2 separate regions of the Homo sapiens genome follow, and region 1 is linked to region 2. A link is a loop called in an ENCODE intact Hi-C map of the cell type or tissue named here. Cell type or tissue: mammary epithelial cell. All regions are shown on one strand. Links, peaks and the distances in the headings refer to the core of each region. The heading gives the core; the rest is flanking DNA.

Region 1 (8,341 bases), core at 198-8,197, 55 kb before region 2:
TTAGTTCTCATGGGAACAGATCAGTTCCCACGAGAGCAGGTTGTTATGAAGCGAGGTTGCCTCTTGTATTTTGCTCTTTACATATGCATCAGGTTCCCCTTCCATTTCTCTGCCATGCTTTGATGCAGCACAAGGCTCTCACCAGGAGCTGCCGGATGTGTTGCCCAGTCTTGAAGTTCCTAGCCTACAGAATTGTAAGCTACATAAGCTTCTGTTCTTTATAATTTACCCAGTCTCAGATATTCTGTTATAGCAACACAAAATGCAGTAAGGCAATTCCCATCCACATCCCCCCCCCGCCATGGGGAAGCTAGGCTGTCCCCGACGCCCAGATCATTTGGGTACTCAGAGTTTTCCTCTTCTTTCTCTCACTGTCCCCAGATCCTGATTCCTAATGGAGGCAGGATCTATTTGTCTGTGCCCTAGATTTGCAATTTCTTCACATCAGGTTTTAGGTAAATTTCTGAAAATGAGCAAAAGTCTGATACTTTTACCTTTCCTTTGCATTTCTAAGGTTCTGTTCCCATCCCACTTTCTCAGACTGAATTTTCCCCAGATGTGTGAATATATGTGTCCTAATTGACTTAGCCCAGCCCCTGAGTAGTCCAGATGCTTGGTTGCCCCACCCTTTCCCCTGCTTCACAGTAGCTGCCTCTGTTCCCTTTTGTCCTCAATTCCTCAGTTTCCAACTAACTCCTCCACCCCTACAGAAACTGCCACTATCCTTATCTTTACCCACAATATCCCTTTGTCCTCAGCATATTGCCTGGAGCTGGGCTGCCAGTCCCAGTGTGTTTGATCAATTTTGGAGGGCCTGTTTTACAGTGATGCTGATGAACTAGAAACCATCCTGAGGGGTGGCTGCTGCTTATTTGTAAAATTGGAAGCCACTTCACATTAGGAGGGGTTTAAGAAAAGACATTTTTAGACTAGAAAAATGAAACTCAAGTCTTTCATATACCATTTGAAGGATACCATGTAAAGGAAGAAAGTCATTCTAGGAAAAAACAATATTACTAGGAATAGTGGAAGGGAATTCTAAGGAGGCTCATTTCAGTTCAGGAGATTCTTCTTGTAAATGATTAGAGCAGAAAGAGATGCCTCTCCAAGTAATGAATTTCTCTTTTATTTAATATTTAATGTTATAACACAGTATTTGTAGAAAGAACAGCTATGAAGCCATTCTCCAACCTGAGAAGTAAAACATTACCACATGCTCTTCTCTGAACCCATCTCTGCCCCGCTTGCCTCCCAGAGGAAAGCATAGTGCTCAATTCTTATCATTTTTTGGCCACATTATTTATTCCTAAGAAGTGTGGTGTTCAGTTTTTTGAACTTTACAAAAATGGTATTTTACTGCTTATAATCTTCTGTTATTTAAAAAATATATATTTTATGCCTAAGATTAATCTGTGTTGCATGTAGCTGCAGTGTATTTATTTCAATTGCAGATAATATTCCATCATTTATTTACTCATTCTCCTGTCATGGAGCACACGTGGAGCACACAGGTTCTTCCAGGTTTTTGCTAGTTCATGTGATACTGCTGTGAACATTTTTATACTTTCTTCTGTATATCCATGTATAAGATTGGAACTGCTGGATTTGTAAGGGGTGCATGTCTTTAAGTTTATGAGATAATGCCAAATTGTTTTTCAAAATGTTTCTGCTAATTTATACTCCTCTCAGCAATGGTTTCTATCGTGCAGCATCCTCATTGACTTTTAATTTTGTCAAAAGTTTTAATTTTGCCCATTTTGTGATTATAAAATGAAATGCTATTGTGGTCTTAATTAGCAGCAGTGTTCTCTGATTACTTTTAAGGTCTTAATTAGCAGCAGTGTTCTCTGATTACTTTTAAGGTTTTTTATTTATTTATTTTCTGTTTTGTTTTGTCTTGTTTAGAAATAAGGTCTTGCTAGGTTGCCCAGGCTGGCCCCTCAAACTCCTGGGTTCAAGCAGTCCTCCTGCCTCAGCCACCCAAGTAGCTGGGACTACAGTCATGTGCCACTACACCTGGCTTATTTTTCGTTTTTGTTTTCTGTCAGATGTCTTTTTGTCTCATGCTCATTTTCCTACTTGGAAATTTGTCTTTTTCTTACTGATTTTCAGAAATTCTTGGTAGTTGAAATAATAATCCTTTTTAGGCATATGTCTTGTCTCAGTTTATGGCTTGTGTTTTCACTTTCCTTTTAATATTGTTGGATTTATCAATCTTGTCTTTATAGTTAATAGTTTTTATATTTTTTTTCTTTTTTTGAGACAGAGTCTTGCTCTTTCGCCCAGGCTTACAGGCATGCCACCATGCCCAGCCAATTTTTATATTTTTTATAGAGACAGGATTTCACTGTGTTTCCCAGGCTGGTCTCAAACTCCTGGCCTCAAGCAATCTTCCCACCTCAGCCTCCCAAAGTTTTGGGATTACAGGCGTGAGCCACCATACCCAGCCTCTTCAGTTTTCTTCTAAACATTTTAATGCTTTCTTTTCTCTTTCAATTTTTAATCAAGTTGGAAATTCTTTCTGGGTTTGGCATAAGGCGGGAATCCATTTTACTTTCTTCCGTGTGAGTAACAAACTGTCCCAGCACCATTTAGTGAGTAATTTACCCTTTCTTCAGTGCCATTACTCATGTACATGCAATTGTCAGTTTGTGGGATTCTCTTTCATTCCATTGTTTAAGCTGTCTGTCCTAATATCAAAGCCATGCTGTCTGTATTACTAGAGCTTTGGAATAAGTTATAGTAATAAGCTTACTATTATTAATAAGTAATAATAAGCCTTGATATCTGGAAGGATAGGCCTTCCTCGATTTGTTCTTCAAAATTTCTTGTCTACTCTTGGACCTTTGTATTCTTTCATATACATTTTAGAATCAGGTTATCTAATTTTTGAAAAATTCTGGTAAGAGTTTGATTGGGATTACATTAAATTTCTAGGCCAATTTGGAGAGAACTGATATCTCTGAATATTGAATCTTTGAATCCATGAATATGGCATATCTCTCCATTTCTTGGGTCTTTTCAAAAGTCTTTGAATACAGTTTTAAAATTTTCTTCCAGGGCCTTGGTCAGCTTTTGTTGGGCTTCGTCCTGGATGCCCTTCCTTTTTGATACTATAAGCAGTATATATATTCAGATTGTTTGTTACTGGTGTTTAAAAATGCTGTTTGTCCATTTTTGTATAGTGCTCTTGTTTACAGCAGCTTTGCTAAACTTTCTTATTAATTCACAGAATTTGTCTATAGACTTTTACAAGCTTTTTTAACCAGATAATTACTTCTGCTAAAAATAATGACAGCTTTATTTTTCCTTTCCAACCACGTATCTTTTCTGTTTACCTTGTTCTACTCCACTTATGAGAGCCTCCTTAATGTTGAGTAAAAGCCGTGGTATGGGCATTCCTGCCTTGATCCTGGTGTTTAAAGGAAATGTTTTTAATACGTCACCGTAAAGAAAGATGTTTGTTATAGGTTTGTTGGAGATATCAGGAAAAGGAAATTCCTTTCTATCTCCAGTTTGCTACTATTTTTTTAAATCATTAATGGGTATTGCATTTTATCATAGTTTTTTCCTGCATCTTTTGAGCTGTCAGATTGTTCTTCACCTTTAATCTGTTAATGTAGTGAATGTTAATGTTAAACATTAGCCACCTTTGCATTTCAGGATTAAGCCACCTTGGTCCTAAATAATAGTTATTTTTTAATGCAGAGCTGGCTTTAGTTTGCTAATTATTTTATTTATTTATTTTTTTGAGACAGAGTCTCCCTCCATCGCCCAGGCTGGAGTGCAGTGGTGCAGTCTCTGCTCACTGCAACTTCCACCTCCTGGGTTCAAGTGATTCTCCCGCCTCAGCCTCCTGAGTAGCTGGGATTACAGCGTGTGCCACCACACATGGCTAATTTTTGTAATTTTAGTAGAGGTGGGGTTTTACCATGTTGGCCAGGCTGGCCTTGAGCTCCTGACCCCAGTTGATCCACCCACCTCATAGTTTGCTAGTTTACTAATATTTTTATATTCTTGATTTTTGCATTTATGTTTATGAGAGAGGGATTGCTTATGATTTTTCTTTGTCATTATTTGCTGGTGTTCACTTAAATATATACTATTTCATAAAATGAGTTGGTGAGTGTTTCTTTTTCTTTTCTTTACAAGCATTTATTTATAACATTGTTATCATTTGTTCTTTAAAACTGTCGGAATTCATCTATGAAACCATTCAGGGTCTGTTGTTTCCTCTGTGGGAAGATTTTTTAAATGACTGAATCCTTACTAGTCATAAGCCTCTTTGGGCTTTCTTTTCTTCTCAGATAAACTTTGCTACTTTGAAATTTTCTAGACATTTATCAATTTGAGCCAAGTTCTTCAGCTTATTCACATAAAGTTACTTATAGCATTCTTTTATCCTTCAAATTCTGCTATAATTGTATCCTTTTTAATTTCTAATTCTGTTTTCTCATTTTTTTCTCTCTGTTAATCTTGGCAGAATTTTGTCCACTTTATCACTGTAATCTCTCAGTGTCTAAGCAGGATTGGTTCCTGGGCCACTACTCCCCGCCAACGTGGCTACCAAAATCCTTGGATGCTCAAGTCCCTTTTATGAAAGGGTGTAGTATTTGCATTTAACCTGTGTACATCCTGCTGTATACTTTAAATCATCTCTAGATTACTTATAATACCTAACACAATGTAAACGCTATATAGATGCTGTATTGTTTAGGGAATAATGACAAGAAAAAAGTCTGTACATGTTCGATACAGATGCAGTTTTTTTCCAAATATTTTTGACTCATGGTTGATTGAATCCATGAATGTGCAACCCTCAGATATGGAGGGCTGACTGTATTTTCAAAGAACCAATGCAAACTTTGTTTATCCTATTTTGTTTGTTTCAGTTTGTTACTTCCTACTTTTATTATTACTCTCTCCTTCCTCCATCCTTGTTTTTTTCTTCTGATTTCATAGGCATTTATCTAATTCGGTTTCTGTTTTATTTAACATAAGCATTTAAATTTTAATGCTTTAAATATTAAATGATGTGATGAAATGTTTTAGCTGAATTCTGTGATTTTAATACAAAATATTTTTAAAGTTGGTAATTTCCATTGTAATTTCCTCCTTAAGCAAAGACTTGTTTAGAGCTATAGTTTAAAAGTTTTAAACCTTTGCAGGGGAGTTATTTATCTTTTTGTTTCTGATATCTAATTAATTGGTCTATCTGGTATTGATTCTTTGCAGTTTGTTAATATTTATTTTATGGCTTCATGTGTCATCAGTTTTTTAGAAATGTTCCATCTGTGCTTGAGTAGATTGTATATTTATAATTGTTGGGTCTGCGGTTTCATACTAGTCTGGTAAGTCAACCTTTTAATTGTATTGTTTAGATCTTTGATATAACTAATTTTTTGATATAGCAAAAATTTAGAGGTATAAGTCTTCTACCATGAGAATGATAGATATATAATTTCCCCTTAGTTCTATCCATTTTTGCTCTCTATATTTTGAGAATATTTTATTAGATGCATAAAAGCATAGTTTCCCCGATGAACAATTCCTTTCTTCCTTATATGTTATCCTCTTAATCTTTATATGTTTCTTGTTTTAAAATCTTTTTTTTTTCCTGGTAATTTTGCAACCCCAGCTACATTACTAATCACCAAATATAGCCAATTGATTTTTGAGAGAACCTGATATTTTTTGTATAGTTGTGTCTATTAGCCACTACACTAAAATGTTTACTGCTCTAGTTGTCTTTCTCACTGAATATTTTTAAAGCGATGTTAAGAGAAGTTAATACTCACTCTCATAATTTTTTCTTATTTAGTCCTTTCTGGCAGTCTGTGAAGTTGATGGTTGGTACCTAGTTGTCCACACTGTATGGACTAACTGTAGTTACTGTGATTCCTTACCCTGGCTACCTTAGACTCAGCCAGGGTAGGTAATTTTCCAAAGATCACACAATAATAATGAGGGGGGCAATAGATCTATTAGTTTCACCTTAGAATTTCCTTAAAGTTCAGTTAGAGTTGATCAAGTCAGTATTATAACATTGTGAGTATTTTCTTTTTCCAGGTATTTTCTCGTTAAAAATTCCTCAATATGTATCGCCTAAACTTCTGACAATGTGTCTCATAAAATGGAAGCCCCATATCTACTTTAAGTGTTATTTTTAGAACAGTAACATTCTAGTGCTTTCATTGTAGAATTTTTCTGTCCTGCATCATTGTAAGATTTAGTTTCTCGCCTTAGTTTGTGAAAGTCAGCCCAAGGCTAAAATTGCTTAAGTTCTATCTTCAAGGAGACATACATACTTGTAATAAATCTTCTCCTGTCATCCTCTTTCAAGAGATGTGAAAAAGCATCGAAGGTAAACATGACAGTGCAACTAGCATTAGATTAACTTTGGCAGATTTAGGTTGTTTTGGAACTTTTCTTACTTTCAGTGTTAATGCTTCTCAATTATGTCTAGACAAAAGCATTGAACAGGGAAGTAGAGATGGATCTGAGCCCGGCCCCACCACCATACACAGCTGGCTTTAGACCAGTCATTGAACTTGTCTGAGACTTTTCTGCTCCTTTATATAAAATAAATGGAATAAATATGTCAAAATTAAAATTTAGCAAGCCTCCATACCTGCCTCAAAATTTTTGGACAAATTTAATAATGGACGCAAACTGTAAAGCACAGTATTATTGGAATATTTTTAGAAAAAATGGAAGTTGGATCCCTATCACACATTAAAATGTTTAGTGTTGAACCCTGCAAAACTCAAAGCCATCTGACCTATGTTTCTTTAAACCATCGGTGGGTCTGTGATAAAGTGTAAGCATTTTTAAAGGGTTTTTAAATCTTAGATCATCTTATTTAGTTTGTTAGAAAACACTACTTAAAAGTAAGTGAAAAGTAGTATTTCCTGTGGATTTAGGCTTGAGGTTTTGTCTCCTTGGGCCTAGCCAACATTTTTATTTTATTGATTATGTGCCATCTGGATTACTGGTTATATCAAAACAAGCTAGTTGAGACATGCAATCCAGTTGTTTTTCCATTATAGACACGTGAGGAAATGCAGTGCTGTGACACACAGCTTGGGGTGGGATGGGATCAGCTGGGAAATCAGAGCTGCTGCTTGGCAGCCTGGTGCCTGGCTTTATGCCGCTGAAGTATTTTCTTGTTTTGGATGACTATGTTTCAACAAGTTTTCTGTCATTAGACCTATCACGTGCCCAGGGACATCAGCAGTAGGAGTTCTCTGCTTCAGGATGAGTTGAATTACCACCATAACAAGGACTTGTACCAGAGATTGTCTTACCTGTTAATATATATGCAGCTTCTCACCACAGTACATTTTCTCAATGGTCATAAGTAAAAAAGGTATTTTATCACAGTGACTTAGCTCTGTAATAATTTGATACCAAACTTTTAATGTAATGTTATTTAAATTAGACTAGTGAGATTGTGAAATGTTAGAGAATACTTAGCAAGTTTATGAGATTACATGCTTACAACTTAAGCTCATGACAAAATATTCAGAGAATTCAGGTGATAACTATGTTTACCAAACATTTGTATTTTTTGGTGTTATTTTTAGAATCATTCCAAAATGCTGTGCTAGCTTCATAGAATGGGAAAGCTATTTGTTTTAATGTTTTTGTTCCTATGCGTGGTCAACAAACATTGCCACTTTTGTTTACCCCAAGGATACAGTTGACACCTTCCTCTCTTTGGTAAGGCAGTATAGCATAGGCTGTGGACAACTGATGCAGTGTTTGGCTCATATGAAGCACTCAGTAAGTTAGTTATTAATAGGGTGACAATATGATCTATTGTCCAAGCCAAACCCCTTTTTTGGTGAGAGAGGGACAGGGTCTCACACTGTCACCCAGGCTAGAGTGCAGTGGTGCAATCACAGCTCCCTGAAACCTCAAATTCTTGGGCTGAAGCAGTCCTCCTGCCCCAGCCTCCCAAGTAGCTAGGACTACAGGGCCTGTTATCATGCCCAGCTAATTTTAAATTTTTTTGTAGAGATGGTGTCTCGTTCTGTTGCCCAGCCTGTTCTCGAACATTCAGCCTCAAGCAGTCCTCCAGCTTTGGCCCTCCAAAATGCAGGGATTATAGGCGTGAGCCACCGTGCCCAGCTCCAAATGCTGTTAAGAAAGAAAGGAGTGCTATTATTGATCACACCAAGATGGCAGTCATAACGTAGGACTGTCATGCCCACCTCCATGTGTGGTCACCCAAGCTGTGACAGCATTGAGAAAGTCAGATGTTTCAGATGCAGGGACCTGAATTTCTTCTATTCAGTTAATACATTTTAGAAGTTCATTAACTAATTGTCACCTTATT
Region 2 (8,341 bases), core at 227-8,226:
GCCATTGCTGTGTTTATGGTCCACTTGCCCCATGGGTAAAGTCAGAATAAGCCACGAGATCACCCATCTTAAGCATTTTCACCTGCCTTTATATCCTTGACTTCTCTTTTTACTTTAGTAGCACTGATTTTTTAATCTGTCCTTGAACTGTTTACTCACTGGCGTTTAAGCATTTTGAGCAAACCTGCAGTAAGAAATGCATTTTACATTATGATCTATTGTACAGATACATGTATGTACATTTAGGTGTATATGTACATATATGTGGGAGTGAAACTGAAACAAAAGTACCACAAATCTAAAGTTACCCTCTGTGCTGTGCACTATATATTTTCTGTCCCATTTTCTTCTTTTTTTTTTTTAATGCAGGTCACAAGCTACTGTACAGATTTTACAAACCATTAGTAGATACTGGTGCACAGTTTGAAAAATCTCCATGTTAACTTATCCTGCCCAGTGATTTTGCTTATTCTACTTTCTTTCCCAAGTCAACCATAAAACCTTTTTCCGATAGAGATGTTTTAGAACTAAATTATTTAGAACACTAAAACCACAACTTTTATTTAATCCCACCACCACTTCTCCTCATGTGTGTTAATTCATTTGAATGACATCTTTCAGGATGGATGATATATACATGTACAAGACAGTGTGAAAAATGATACAATGCAGTGCTGTGAGAACACTATTATAAATAGAGAAGTGTTGAATTTTGCCTCGTGGAGTCAGAAATGACCATTAATCTGGGCTTAGTTGCTTCTGCTTCAGATTTTACCCTAGCTTAAGCCACAGTAGGGAGGAGGGAGTGAGGAACAGGTAAGGTATGATAGAAAGTGGTTAGAGAATATATTAGTCCTGGTTGCTTGATGATAGGGAACTTGGAACAGAAGGGAGGGGCTGTTGTTTGGGGGTTGAAAATCAGACTGGGATCAAGTCCTGAAGAGTTCTTTATGTCTGCTCAGAGGCTTATATATGACTGGGGAGGGAATAGGGAGGCCTTAGAGGTTTGAAGTTTGTAAGCAGAGAAGTGACATGAGCAGATATAAGCTGCAGGCAAAAAGTTAAGGTTTCAGTATGGGTGATAGATGGGGGGTACAGAGATTGAAGGCAGGGAGAAAACAATCTATCCAAGAAATAGATGAAAACAAATAGAAAAATACAGTGAATATGACCATATACTTAAAAACATCTGTTTTTTAATCTGCTGGAATGATCTACATCATTTTGATAACATTTTATTCTTCTCTCAGCAACACATTTACCAAAAAAAATTCTTTTAAATATTTTATCCAGAGTTTAGTTGTTTCATTCAGGACTGTTGGAAATAGCAGACCCATTATGCTGATGAAACAGAAGTTCCTCCATTTGATTTATCTCTTCTTCCTGTGTTTTTGCTTTATTCTTGGAGATTGCCTTGATTTTATCCTCCTGCTCTTCCCACTGTTTTTGGTTTGGTTTTTGTTTTTGTTTTGGCAAGGATATTTTTATTTCTGGTAGCTGCTGCCTGTTCTTGTCTTCATTTTCCACAGCATTTTGGTTTTGTTTAATGAATGTAACTTTTTTTGGTAAGTAAAACATATATGCACATAGACCCTACGTACCCCAAAGGCCTTACAGTTTAGGCAAGAGGTGATGAGGATCTAAACCTGGGCATTGAGGATGAGTATGGAAGGGAAAAACTACAAGGAATATATTGAGATAAAATTATCAGGACTTCAGGATTGATTGGCAGTAACTGCGGATAAGGAATCAAGAGTCAATGCTGATCCCCAGCCTAAAAAGAGCACCTAGAAAAAGCCCACAGCTGACATTATACTCAGGGTGAAAGACTGAAAGCTTTCCTCTGAGATGGGAATAAGACAGCAATGTCTGCCATTGCCCCTTCTATTCAATATTGTACTGGTGGTTTTCACCATAGGAATTTGTCAAGAAAAAAATTAAAAGCATTCATATTACAAGGAAGAAATAAAATTATCTCTCTGCAGATGACATGCATGATCTTGTATATAGAAAATCCTAAGGAATACACACACACACACACACACACACACACACACACACACACACACACAGAGAACTGATAGGCTGGGTGCAGTGACTCATGCTTGTAATCCCAGCATTTTGGGAGACCAAGGCAGGTGGATCATTTGAGGCCAGGAGTTCAAGACCAGCCTGGTCAACATGGCAAAACCCCCCTGTCTCTACTAAAAATACAAAAAATTAGCCGGGCATGGTGGTGTGCACCTGTAATCCCAGCTACCAGGGAGGCTGAGGCAGGAGAATTGCTTGAACCTGGGAGGCAGAGGCCGCAGTGAGCCGAGCTCATCCCATTGCACTTCAGCCTGGGCAACAAGAGCAAAACTCCATCTCAAAAAAAAAAAAAAAAAAAAAAAAAAAGAACTGATAAACCAGTTCAGCAGGGTTGCATGGTATGAGATCAATATGCAAAAATTGTTTTTCTGTATTCTAGCAATAAACAACCTAAAAATTAAATTAAGAAGACCGTTCTATTTACAATAGCATCTGGAAGAGTAAAATACTTAGGAATAAATTTAGCAAAAGAAATTCAAGACTTGTAAAGTATAAACTGTAAAACATTATTGAAAGAAAGAAGACCTAAATAAATGGAAAGATGTCTCATGTTCATGGATTGTAAGACTTACTATTGTTAAAGATGGCAATACACCCCAAATTGACCTACAGATTTAACACAATCTCTATCAAAACCTCAGCTGCTTTTTTTTATAGAAAATGACAAATCTAATAAAATTTCTCACGGAAATGTGGGAGACCCAGAATAGCCAAAACAATCTTGAAAAGGAACAAAGCTAGAGGGCTCACACTTCCCAATTGAAGCAGTTACTACAGAGCTACAGTAATCAAGACTGTGTGGTGCTGGCATAAGGATAAACATACAGGTCAATGGAATACAACTGAGATTCCAGAAAAAAAAAAGCCATACATTTATGTTCAGTTGACAACTAATTGGGGAAAGAATTGTCCTTTCGAAGAATGGTGCTGGGAAAACTGGATCTCCACATGCAAAAGAATGAAATTGGACTCCTACCTTGTACTATATACAAAAATTAACTCAAAATAGATCAAAGACCTAAATTTAAGAGTTAAAACTGGAATATTCCTAGAAGAAAACATAGGATTACATACACATTTATGACCTTGGATTAGGCAATGGCTTCTTAGATACATCACCTAAAGCATAAACAACCAAAGAAACAGAAGATTTTTTTTATTTTAATGGGGACAAATTTTTTAATTTTAATGAGTTCAAATTTGTATCCAAAGAACACTACCATGAAAGTGAAATAACCCACAGAATGGGAGAATATGTATCTGATCAGAGTTTAATCTTTAGAAAAGCAACCCATTTTAAAGTGAGCAAAGGGTTTGAAGAGATATTTCTCCAAGGAAGATACAAAAATGACAAATTAGCACATGAAAAGATGTTCAGCATCATTAGGGATATGCAAATCAAAACCACAGTGCGAGACTACTTCATTCCCACTGGGATGGATATAATAAAAAGATGGGCAGTAGCAAGTGTTGGTGTGGATGTGGAGAAATTGGAACCCTCATACGTTGCTGGTGAGAATGTAAAAGGGTACAGCAGCTCTGGGAAACAGTCTCATAGCTCCTCAAAAAGTTAAACAGAGTTACCAGATGGCCCAGCAGTTCCACTCCCAGGTGGTAGGGAACTCTCACCCAATAGAACTGAAAACATATGCCCACCCAAAAATGTATGCACAAATGTACATAACAGCATTATTCATGATAGTCAAAAAGTGGAAACCACTCAATAGATGACTGGATGCACAAAAGCCTTGTATCCACTCAATGGAAAATTGGTCATAAAAAGAAATGAAGTATTGCTACAACATGGATAGACTTTGAAAACATTACGCTCGGTGCGACAAACTAGACACAAAAAACCTCTATTGTGTGATTTCATTTATATGAAATGTCCAGAACAGGTAAATCCATAGAGACAGAAAATAGATCAGTGGTTACCAGGAGCTGAAGGAAGGAGGAATGGAGAGGGACAGCGAATGGGCCCGGGGTTTCTCTTGGGAGTGAGAAAATGTGCTGGAGTTAGTGACGATGGTTGCACAATTTTGTGAATATACTGAAAACCATTAAAGTGTACACTTGAAAAGAGTGAATTATATGGTGTGTGATGTTTATCTCAGTTTTTTAAAGTTGCACAATTTTGTGAATATACTGAAAACCATTTAAGTGTACACTTGAAAAGAGTGAATTATATGGTATGTGATGTTTATCTCAATTTTTTAAAGAAGAGTCACTGTCTTAGAGCAGGGAAGGGCTGTGATGGGCCACACTCAATGCCTCCATTCCTTCCCAGGAAGAGGGAGACTGAATTGCCATAGAAGTTAGAGACCAGCTTTCCTGGGAAGGGTGTTCTGGCTAGTGTTCTGAGGGATTAGGTTTAACGTTGTAACCTATAGATCTAGAAGGAAATATGAGGCCATCAGCTCACCTCAGCCTTCAACAAGTTGTCATTCACCACAGATCCTTTTAACATTACACCTCAAACCTTCAAACTTAGGAGATGTGAGAAGAAAGCTCTTACAGAGCTTCTATATATAAAATACCTATAATATTATAGCATTTTAAAGTAATGCTAGTTGATTCTCTTTTTATACTAATAATTGTAAGAATACTTCAGCGCAGCAGCATTATTTATAGTGAATACTACTTTTAACTAATGGTATTGAATATTTTTATCTAATATGTTTTTTAAATTTCCATAATATGTACTGTTTGGCATTACCCAAGTTTTCCATATATTTCAGCCACAACTGTAGCCGTTTTTTTTGTTGTTGTTGTTAAAAAAAAATTGCTAAAAACTCTTGCATCAGGAATTTTGGAAATTCTTCAGATGAGACAATCAGGGAGGATTGATCACATGTTGATAGAATGCAGGCAGCCTTAGTCATTTCGGTGGCTCAGTCACATTCTTTATTTCTGTCAGTTATTCTGAACAAAATACAGGTGGTAACATGACCTGCAAATGACATACTGTCACAAGCCCTGGGCTATCCTTTAGAATGTGCAGTTAATAAGCTCTGGAATGCCTTTACATGGGAAGTGGGGGGGCAGTTGTTACGGATTCCTGGAGGTGAAGTTGTTTTTATTGTCTTTATTAATTTAGTTTCATCTTAGCAGGAGCATAATCCTTCGTAAGACACACCTCCTAATTGCACACGTCTGGCTTTTTACCTCTTAGGCAATGTAAAGGAAAGTTAATAGGATGTACTTTTTAATAGGATCTTAGGGGGATCTTTCACCATTAAAATGAGAAAATAAGTTTGGGGAGCAGCAATTATTCAAACCAAGGAAGTTGAGTGAATCATTTAGAGTTATTAGGTAAGGGTTAATAGGTAAGAGACACTGAAATGAGGATGTGGCTGTGCAAACACCACATTTCACGGGTTTCAGATGAAACATGACTGTTAGGGAAGAGTCTGTGTAGGAGTCATGCATTCTTCAGTATTTCACATACACCTTGGCCTAAGCTTATGAGAAGCTAATAGCAGTATTATTTTAATTTTGTTTTGTCACTTCAGAAATGCAGATGTGTGTGTGTGTGTGTGTGTGTGTGTGTGTGTGTGTGTAGTCAGCAAATTAGTTACATGTTACCTATTTGTTGATAACTTTATAATTTTACTGATTTTTGAAACTGGTTAATTATAGAAAAAGAATTTGAACTTACAGATGTAAACTGTTTCCAAATTATAGTCATTTATGTCTAATATTCTTGCTCCTTTTATCATTGTTTGTGTAAATATTTATTGAAGACACCCCACTAGTCACTGATACAAAGAGGTGTCTGATGTCCACCCTGCTTAGAAAGGATTCTGTTAGCAGCTGACAAACTGGACCATCCCGAGGACCAGCACAGTGCACACTTTTCCCTTCCCTTCTCTCCTTTAGCCCATGCCATAGCCCTAGGAGGTGGGTGTGGCCACGGTCAGGGTGGTTGTGGGATCTGGTGTTGGCTGTGCAGCCGGTAAGTGCAGAGCCTGCATTCCCATAGCACTTGTTGCAGTGTGACTGTCCAGTGATCCCGGATTTACTGTCTGCACCCCCCAGTGACTGTGCAGCCATGAGGTCAGGGTCCTCTCTAGTGCTGGCCAGTTGTGAATTCAGTGAGGTTTGGAAAGATGGATGATTTTCAAGTCTCTGTGCCTAGTGTTTATGCGCCATGCAGAGGTACAGAGGAAAGGGTGGTGAGCACGCACAAGACACAGGGCAGGCCCTCGCTGCCACGGCCAATGCTGAGGTGAAGTTAGGACAGCCTCTCCAGTTTTCTCTATGAAGACTGTAAAGGGACAATACAAACTCATTAGAAAATAATAAACTCGTGTGTTCTACCCCCTCTTCAATAAATCTTCCCACTGAAATAATCCCAGGTGCTGGCTGATTAGATTAATGGGGAGGGGGCAGTGGCGGTCTCTGGTGGTGGGTGAGTGGCTCTGAAGGTGAGGACTCCAGCCCAATTGCAGGACATCAGCCACACCAGAGAGCACCTGGGGGAGGCCAAGCTGGCAGGCAGGGGAGTTAGGCCCTGATTGAGCAAGAGGGTATGGAGTGGGAGTTCATCTGCACAGACTTCGATGCTGAGGTCCCAGCTGCCTGGGGGCAGGGGGACAGCAGTGAAACCGGTTGTTCCAATTGTGCCTGGAATTGGCACTGAGACAGCATCCTGACCCCCTCCCCTTTTTTTACTCATCAGAGAAGGTCTTGTTGAAGAAGCGTAATTTAAAAAGACATTGAGGAAAGTGAGAATGAGCCATATGGATCGACCTGGGGGAAGAGTATCTGAGGCAGAGAGGAGAGAGCTAGGATCAGGAGCTTACCTGGAGGCTACTGGACCAGCAAGTCAGTGGCATGTCTGGAGCACAGTGAACAACGGGAGAGTGACAGGAAGTGAAGTCTGAGCAGGACATGGTCTGAGGAAGCCATTCCAGGGTTCTGCTTGCCTGTTTAATGAAAGAAGTCAGTAGGCCCTTTCCTAGCCCATTTTCTGTTGCTTATAACAGAATACCTGAAACCGGGTAATTTACAAAGAGGAGTTTATTTTTTACAGTAATGGAGGCATGTAAATCCAAGGTTGAGGATCTGCATCTGGTGAGAGCCCTCCTGCTGGTGGGGACGCCGCAGAGTCCCAAGATGGGAAAGGGCCTCACATGGCAAGGGTGCTGAGTGTGCTCATGGGCTAGCTCAGGTCTCTCTTCCTCTTCTTATAAAGCCACCAGTCCCACTCCCATGATAGTCTGTTTATGAAGTCAGGGCCCTCATGATCCGGTCACCTCTTAAAGGCCCCACCTCTCAATACTGCTGCTTTGGGGATTAAGTTTCAACATGAGTTTTGGAAGGGACCATAGCAGCCGTATGTGACATCAAATTGTCCCATTTGTCCCTCTCCTTTTTGTATTGCAAGTTTATCTAACAGGGTAGAGGTGCTGGCTGCCTGATTCCCCACGGCAGGCGGAGACCTGGGTTCTAAAGCTATGAGCCCCTACAGGAATGGAGCCTCTGCCCACAAAGCCCAGTTATAGCCCTCCCCCCACACACCTGCTTCCTTGCACACTTGTGTGCAATCTGTTGGTGATACACCTGCCCTTGGACTCCTTCCCATTGAGAAGTTACTGTCCTTTCTGCATCACTTTTTGTTGTACTCTATGCCTGGAGAGAAAATCTCATGGTCTACAAAGGGCACTCATGTCCTTTTCCATTTTTCCTTTCATGGATTTTCCCTGATCCTATGCAGACACACCTCCTTTACTGAAGGACTTATGATTATCATGAAAACAAAAACAGAACCCTTCTTGTCGTGTGCCTCAGGGGTTTCATTGACTCCCAGAGCTGCCTGATCAGGGTTCAGACACAGTACCTGTTCCTACAGAGGCCCCGTTGCTGTCCTGGGCTGACTCTCCTGACCATGGACGTCCTTATTTTCTGTGTTAACTTCTCTGACACTTTCCCAATGTTAGCATGGGTTCCTTTAGAATGACGGGGCAATTTACCATTTTCTCAGCAGATGTTGGAGGAGAGAGAAAAAGCAATGTTAAAGAGTTTTGACTGGGAAGAAAAAGAGCAAGTATTTGTTGGTTCTGGTTCTGTGGTGGTTGTTTTTCATTTGTCTTAATTAGATCCATGTTACCTTTCTATGTCTCATCTAATAAATGTATTTCCATTTGAGTCAGTTACATCCCTGCTCTGCTAGTAGATTTGCTTTTGATAGACACAATCCTGTATTTCCAGGGGTTTTTTAATATTACATATAAATTACATTAACAGT

The links. A loop is a pair of places that touch in the nucleus more often than their neighbours do. Peaks named below come from ENCODE experiments on the same cell type or tissue, not always from the same donor. Only the 100,000 strongest peaks of a DNase experiment are listed, where the experiment ranks them.
Region 1: it touches region 2 in a loop (3-fold over the local background); 3 of 110 quality-filtered maps call a loop at or near these places.

What each region holds. Positions count from the first base shown.
Region 1 is chr13:23,823,341-23,831,681 of GRCh38, reverse strand. The region is part of intron 14 of MIPEP (mitochondrial intermediate peptidase); the gene reads left to right. Among named protein-coding and RNA genes, the nearest start is that of PCOTH, 61 kb to the left of the region's middle. In mammary epithelial cell, for the core only: no CTCF peak of the experiment used is centred there; no DNase peak of the experiment used is centred there.
Region 2 is chr13:23,768,841-23,777,181 of GRCh38, reverse strand. The region is part of intron 16 of MIPEP (mitochondrial intermediate peptidase); the gene reads left to right. Among named protein-coding and RNA genes, the nearest start is that of PCOTH, 120 kb to the left of the region's middle. RefSeq lists an enhancer at 329-378. In mammary epithelial cell, for the core only: no CTCF peak of the experiment used is centred there; DNase peaks (open chromatin) are centred at 5,031 and 5,471; H3K27ac peaks cover 1,681 bases.